Regions from separate parts of the Homo sapiens genome. Here region 1 is linked to region 2. The links are chromatin contacts, found by POLR2A ChIA-PET in ENCODE. All regions are on one chromosome and are shown on one strand. Each heading gives the region's core, a stretch centred on a gene start or an enhancer-like site at or near the end of the contact. The rest is flanking DNA. Distances are from core to core; before and after follow the strand shown. Region 1 overlaps TBC1D22A (TBC1 domain family member 22A). Region 2 holds the start of GCAT (glycine C-acetyltransferase).

Region 1 (3,597 bases), core at 433-2,932, 9.0 Mb before region 2:
CCGGAACAAGACTCCGGGGCTTCCCTCTGCATGGAAAACAGGACTGAGGGTTCTTACCCAATAAACAATCTCTTCAAAACATAAGCAAAAGGCAATACAGATTTATAAAAAACACAAGAAAGCAAGGCGGCCAGAAGCAGCAGCCAACATTCTGAGGAAAGAGGCAGGGCTCTATTTGGTTCCTAGGCCTGAGCAGGACATAGGACATAGGAAGAACCCTCCGAGCTGACTTCAGTCCCCTGGGTTTAAACACACTTTGTGGAGGTTACCCAGTGACCACCCCCAAGGCCGCTGACCAAGGTACTCCTGCCCACATCCAAGTGCAGGACTCTGCTGAGGGAGGTGCTGGGCCACCTGCCATTCCCTGTCAGACATCCCTCGGCACAGTCCCCAACTCTTCACAGCTGCTGTAACAAATTACCACAGCTTAAAACATGCATTCACTATCTCGAAGTTCTGAAGGTCAGAAATCCGGCATGGGTCTCATCACACTGAAGTCCAGGCGTCAGCCAGCTGTGCCCCTTCCGGGAGGCTCGAAGGGAGAACCCCTTTCCTGCTCACTCCGGTTGGCGGCAGAATTCAGCTCCTGGCGGATGCAGGAGCAAGGCCTTGCTCTCCTGTTAGCCATCTGCAGAAGGCCTTTCGCAGCTTCTAGAAGCCGCGCCACATTCCTGGTGGCTGCCTCCTCCATCTGCAAAGCCAGCCGCTGTGGGTGGAGTCCATCCCACACCATGTCTCTGACCACGTCCAAAAGCTCGTGAGGTTACACTGGGCCCACCAGGTAACAGGACAATTCCCCCATTTCAGGTCAGCTGATTAGCGACCTTAATTCCCCTCTGCCATGTAACAGAACATATTCACAGGGGTCAGGGATGAGGATGAGGACACCTTTAGGGGGCCAGTATTCTGCCTACCACACTCCCATCCCCTCAGGCCAGCACCCTGGAGATCACCTCGACCCCCAGCACCCCGCCCATCAGTGAATCCTGAGTGTGCCATGTGTACCCTGAACATGCCCGATCCTCTCCAACCCCACAGCATCTGGCCTCGGCCTCCTCAGAAGCCCACCAGTTTCCTCTCTCGCCCTCTCTTCAAGGATGACAAACAGTGTCACAGTATCACACCCCTCCCTGTTTAAAACCCTTCAACACTCTCTCATGGCTCTTAGGACCACAGCTCAGATCTTCACCATGGCCTTGGAAGCAGCTCCAGTGCCTGCTCACCACCCTCCATGCCCCTCCTCCCCAGTCAAGCGCTCCCCACTCCTATACACCCTCCCCTGACCTCAGCAGCCAGATCGGTTCCTGCTGTACAGCCAGGTCTCGGCGGAAGCGGGACCTGTGTAAGGAGGACATGAGCATTCCACCCAGTGAGGGCCTTGCTACTCTGCCAGGGTCCCGGGACTGCCACCTGCCCAGCACTGCAGTCTGTGCGCATGTGTTCACAGGGCAGGCGTCCAGCCGTGAAGAGCCACATGGCTTGCTCAGCACGCACCACAGCACCTGGCACAGGAGAGGAGCTCGTAAACGTTTTCCAAATGAATTCATTATCCCCAACAGTGCCTCTCCTTCGGCTGAGGACGGACTGTGGCCTATTCAGCCGACCGTCTGATTTGCTCACAGACATCTCGTGGCTCTGGCAATGTAAGCTGAAGGCTGTCAGAGCCACATCACTAAGAACCCTCTTGTGCTCCAGCTTTATCCCAGCACTCACATCCTTGCCATGCTCAATTTGGGCCTTTCTTGCTACCATAACACTTTCTTTTTTTTTTTTTTTTTTTTTTTGAGACAGAGTCTTGCCCTGTCGCCCAGGCTAGAGTGCAGTGACGCGATCTCAGCTCACTGCAACCTCCACCTCCCAGATTCAAATGATTCTCCTGCTTCAGCCTCCTGAGTAGCTGGGATTATAGATGCCTGCCACAATGTCCAGCTATTTTTTGTATTTTTAGTAGAGACGGGGTTTCACCATGTTGGTCAGGCTGGTCTCGAACTGCTGACCTCAGGTGATCCACCCGCCTGGGCCCCCCAAAGTGCTGAGATGACAGGCATGAGCCAGAGCGCCCAGCCACCACCATGCCACTTTCAAACGTCATACTCCACATACCCCAGCTGCCTGCATACCCTCTGTCAGCAGACCACACCCTGCCAGGCGGAGCTGAGCTAAAATAGCAAACATCAGACCCACACTGAAAGACTGCCTGTGTTCTCAAGCCCAGTGTGCTGTGATTTTGTCTTGGCATTTTTAAAGTGAAGTGTGGCGAGAATTCCAACTGCAACTGCGGAAAGCAACAGCCCTTCGGGAGCCAAGAGAGTCAGCGGCCCGGGAAAGAACCAGCCCAGACAGTCAGAGACTGAACCTTCAGATTCTATTTTTTTTTTTTTTTTTTTTTTTTTGAGACAGAGTCTCGCTCTGTTGCCCAGGCTGCGGGGCGGTGGCGCGACCTTGGCTCACTGCAACCTCTGCCTCCTGTGTTCAAGCGACTCTCCTGCCTCAGCCTCCCAAGCAGCTGGGATTACAGGCGCCTGCCACCACGCCTGGCTAACTTTTGTATTTTTAGTAGAGACGGGGTTTCACCATGTTGGCCAGGCTGGTCTCAAACTCCTGACCTCAAGTGATCCACCCACCTCAGCCTCCCAAAGTGCTGGGATTACCGGCGTGAGCCACCGCGCCCGGCCAAACCTTCGGATTCTTATCACTTACCATTTCTTGCCACCACCACAGCTTCCACTCAGGTGCAAGCCGCCACCACCAGTGACCACTGGACGCTGCGGCACCCTGGCCTCCTGGTCTCCCTGCTTCTGCCCTTGCCCCGACTCCCAACGCCTCCAATCTGTCTTCAGTACAGCAGCCAAAGATATCCCATTAAACCTAATGCAGACCATGCCACTTCTCTGCTCAAAGCCCTCCAAAGGTTCCCCATTCAGCCAGAATCAAAGAACAGTCCATGTCTTCACTGTGGTCATGAGGCCCTACCCCACCACCTTTCATGACGCACCCCACGACTCTCCCCTTCTCTCGGCCAGACCCACCCTGGCCCCAGCTCCTCTCCTCAAGCACGCCAGCATCGCTCTGGGAGTCCTCTGCACCTGCTCACTCCTCTGCCAGGACCGCTCTTCCCCAGCCTCCTGGTTGGCCTGTTCCCTCACCTCGTGCAAATCTTTCCTCAAATGTCACCTCAGTGAAGGGCTCCTTCTCACCACCACACCTGCCACTAAGCCACCTAGTCCTCTTTCCCAGCATTGTTTTGATAGCAGCTGTCACCTTCCAACAGTTAACTCCATTTAACTGAGCTATGTTATTTATACCCGGCTCTCCCACTGCACTGTAAGCTCTGGGAGAGCAGAGATCTAGGTCTATTTTGTTCACTAATATTATCTCCAGCACCTGGGGCTGTTCCTAACACATACTATGGGTTGAATACATATTTGCTGGATCAGCAAATCATCAAATTCTCAAAACTGGTCCAAGAAGCCCATTCTTTTCTCCTCAAAGAGAATCGTGCTAAGCCAAAGATATCTCCCCATTTGCCATAGCTACTTAAACCAAACTCAACCGCTTTGTGCTACAGATACAGACACTGATGGCCCCAGAGGTAAC
Region 2 (3,653 bases), core at 756-3,255:
GGTCCAGAAAGGAAACAGACCTGGAGTCACCATTGAGGAGGCACCAAATTCAACAGCTACAGAAGGAGCGTCAGTGCTACACATCTTGAAGAGCAAGAAGTTTAAACTTTTTTTTTTTTGAGACAGGGTCTAGCTCTGTCGCCCAGGTTGGAGTACAGTGGTGCAATCATGGTTCACTGTAGCCCCAACCTCCCAGGCTCAAGCAATCCTCCCACTTAACCTCCTGAGTAGCTGGGACTACAGGTGCGTGCCACCATGCCCGATTAAATTTTTTTATTTTTTGTAGAGATGGGGTCTCATTATGTTGTCCGTGCTGGTCTCGAACTCCTAGCCTCAAGCAATCCTCCTGCCTTGGCCTCCCAAAGTGCTACGATTTCAGGCACAAGCCACTGTGCCCAGCCTAAACTCTGGCTTTGAATCACATTCTACCCAAGGAGGAACTCAGCCCTTCCTCACAGGCTTCTCCTGTGCCTGAAGACCACCACTGACTCCTTATCTGACCCCTTGGTTTCCTTGAGGGTTAAAGAAGAGGGCTGGATCAGACGCCTGCTGCAGTCCTGGAACTCCACAGTTTACTTTGCTGCCAGAATCACACCCCCAAAGGTAGGTGCCTGAGATACCAGTCCCCGAATTCTAAAGCCCAGAGTGAACACAGCTGACCTTAGGAGCAAACAGCCAGAGGGGAAAGTTCACACAGCCTGGGAAAGGCAAAAACAGGATGAGAACTTGGGTCTCCTAATTTCCCATCTTTTGACCGGCTCTAAGCTTCCCCTGAGGGAGAGAAGGGATTACCTGGGACCTCTGTTTTACAAATGAGTGCAACAGCACCAAGGGTTCTATGCCTATTTCCTGGGCAGAAGGCAGCTTTGGGAGCTTGTTGATGATTACCACTCACCTGAGGCCTGACACGAATAAGTCAGGTGTAACCACTGGTTAGAGTGAAATGAGGGAGGGCTGGGAGTGGTGGCTCACGCCTGTAATCCCAACACTTTGGGAGGCTGAGGCGGGAGGATCACTTGAGGTCAGGAGTTCGAGACCAGCCTGGCCAACATGGTGAAACCCAGTCTCCACTAAAAATACAAAAATTAGCCGGGTGTGCTGGCACGTGCCTGTAGTCCCAGCTACTTGGGAGGCTGAGGCATGAAAATCGCTTGAACCCGGGAGGCAGAGGTTGCAGTGAACCGAGATCTCGCCACTGCACTCCAGCCTGGGCGACAGAGCAAGACGAGACTCCATCTCAGAAAAAAAAAAGGAAAGAAAGAAATGAGGGAGACCTGGCAGGGCCAACTCATCATGTGATTTCTGTGGCAGCCCTGGGACCCCTTGCTTGCTATGAGTTTACCCAGCAAGCTGTCCTCTCTGGCCAGTCAGGCAATGTTCCAGCTCCAATATTCCAGCGCTGCCTGCAGCTAGCTGGGGGCTTTTGGGCAAGCCATTTCACATCTGTGGATTTCAGCCTCTTCGTTTGTAAAGTGGAATTAGTCATTCCTGCGTCTAGAAGTTAGCAGGAGTTCACGTGCAGCAACAATTGGTAGAGACCTTCACAAAGGAGCCGCTCAAGAAATGCGGGTTTTCTTGCTGGGCAAATCGCCTCCCTCCGTCAAAAGGGTTTAACCAGGCAAGAGTCAATATTAGGAAGCCATAAAGTCGCCCTGAGAGATGCGAAGGGGAACAGTAGCTAAGAGTGTAGGAGCCGCCCACCCCCACCTCCAGGACCTCCATTCCAGCGCAAGCTCGGGAAAGGTCTTGGAACGACTCCCGGAACGGAGCGTTACCTCCGGAGACGCCGTCCACGCGGATGTGCGGCCCCTGACGGGACGTGATGACCCGCTCACTCTTCCAAGTGCCAGCTCCGCGGATGCCTTCCAGCTCCCCCTCCAGAATGCCACGCAGCTGGGCCAGCGCTGACTGTGCGCGGCGGCCGCGGGGCACCCAGAAGAGTGCGGCGCGCCAGGCGTTCCCAGGCCACATCGCTCCTACCTCGCCCGAGCGCGCCTGCCTGCCTGGGAGCCGTGCGCATCGCGGACGCAGCCTGGTCGCGTGGCCGGGGGCCGGGCTCCAGCAGCCAATCGGAGCTAGGGGGGCTCGCTTAAAAAGGCGGGGAGGCGGGCCTAGGACGGGTGGGCGGGGCCTGGCGGGATCCGCCAGGGACCGAGAGGCTTGACTTGTAAGTTGAGACTGCCGAAGTCCGGATGGCAGAGGGGAGGGAAGGGGGCGGAGGAAGTCGCGTCAGGGCCAAGCCCACCAGACTCCCCACCGCATTCCCACGTACTCACCTCTCGGCCGGAAATGGGGTACCCTCTGGACCCCAAAGGCAGAAGCCTAGAAGCCGGCTAAGGCACGTTCCGCAGCCTCCGGGACTAAGGATTCCTGGCTTCTGTCCAGCTCCTGAACCCTCCCCCGCCATTCTCAGGTGCAAACGCCCCAGATGTCCCCACTGCCTGCCCGCCTAACCGCTCCGCATTCATTCTCCAGTCTTCAAAGTGAGGAAAAATACACCGCTCAGTTTCTCCCTTTTCCAATTTATTTTAAAGTTTTAAAATTACAAAGACAGCAAAATTTTCCCGGCACAAGTAACACTTGTTTAAAAAAGGGGGTGGGGGGGGGACGCGCAAGTGCGCGATTTTTCTATTTTATTAAAAATAAGAGAAAGACAACTGTACAGGTTTTTTCTCCCAGCTCCCGGGTGTGAAACTAAGTACTAGCCCTAGATATGTATATATACACAAACACACACATGCACACAGATCTAGCTCTGTAAAACTACTTAGCAAATCCCAAATCGACTGCAGTAAGTCTTACTATCCACTGCCCGCCCACTCCCCCTCCCCCTCCCGCAGCTACAACTACTTATAATAAAGGACTCAAAAAGAGATCGGGAGGTTTTAAGTGGCCGCAGCCCCACCAAACCAAGCAAAGACACCTCTTGTACAGGAGGAACAAAAATCCAGAGGAAAAGAAAAGTCTTCCTAGGACACAATCCATCGATTGCGTGGAAAAACCTAAGTTTCAACAGGGCACACTGAGGCACTTGGCTGACTCCCCACCCTTCCCCTGAAGTTTTCACTCCGGTTTAACAAGAGAATTTGCTGAAGCCACAAAGATCCCCCAATGGCTACATCCTAGCTGACTGGGAGAAACTATGGCTTCTCCCATCCAGCTGTCACTTGGACCCCACTCCCCTTCCCTAAGAAAATAGGGAGGCCGAAAGCGCAAACTAACAAAAATGAGAAGGAAACTGGGTTTGGGCCCCCACTGCTCACCACTGGGAGGTGGAAGTCAGCCCGGTGGCGGTTTTTTTCCCCCTCCTTCCTTTGCCGGCTGGCTGCTCCCTACCACCTCTCTCCTGCTGGCCAAAGGTTCTGAAACTCTCACAACGGGTGCCCAACTCAAAGAAAACTCACTCACCCTAAAGATATTCCTGCTAACCTCACAATTCCTGGGTTCCCTCTCATCTAGCCAGAACAAACTGCCTTGTGTCTTCTCCCCACCCACATCTACCTTCATGGCAAACAAGCCAACAAAACACACAAGCCCCCCCCGCAAATCCCTAACCCCGTAAGTAGGTTAATAGCAAAACAAAATATAAGTACATTCTCATCATTAGATTGGTTGTTGCTGTCCTTGCACAACTGGTTAAGGAAAAATGAATT

What was found. ChIA-PET counts read pairs that join two places held with the same protein, here RNA polymerase II (POLR2A).
Region 1: POLR2A ChIA-PET joins it to region 2 with 14 read pairs in PC-9. The contact joins the enhancer-like site here to the promoter of GCAT in region 2. POLR2A ChIA-PET finds 5 or more read pairs at or near these places in 2 of 52 experiments (HepG2 and PC-9).

Annotation. Positions count from the first base shown.
Region 1 is chr22:46,767,281-46,770,877 of GRCh38, reverse strand. All of the region lies in intron 1 of TBC1D22A (TBC1 domain family member 22A), which reads right to left. Among named protein-coding and RNA genes, the nearest start is that of TBC1D22A, 6.4 kb to the right of the region's middle. RefSeq lists enhancers at 94-972, 1,512-1,721, 973-1,853, 1,972-2,021. Within about 2 kb of position 1,682, at least 20 of the 41 ENCODE cell types and tissues checked have a DNase peak (open chromatin) inside an H3K27ac peak, as active enhancers do.
Region 2 is chr22:37,806,286-37,809,938 of GRCh38, reverse strand. It overlaps GCAT (glycine C-acetyltransferase), which reads right to left and starts at 2,005. Exons shown (of 9, transcript NM_014291.4): 1 at 1,776-2,005. The coding sequence starts at 1,971. H1-0 (H1.0 linker histone) reads right to left here. Exons shown (of 1, transcript NM_005318.4): 1 at 2,507-3,653. RefSeq lists a silencer at 1,901-2,190 and an enhancer at 3,619-3,653.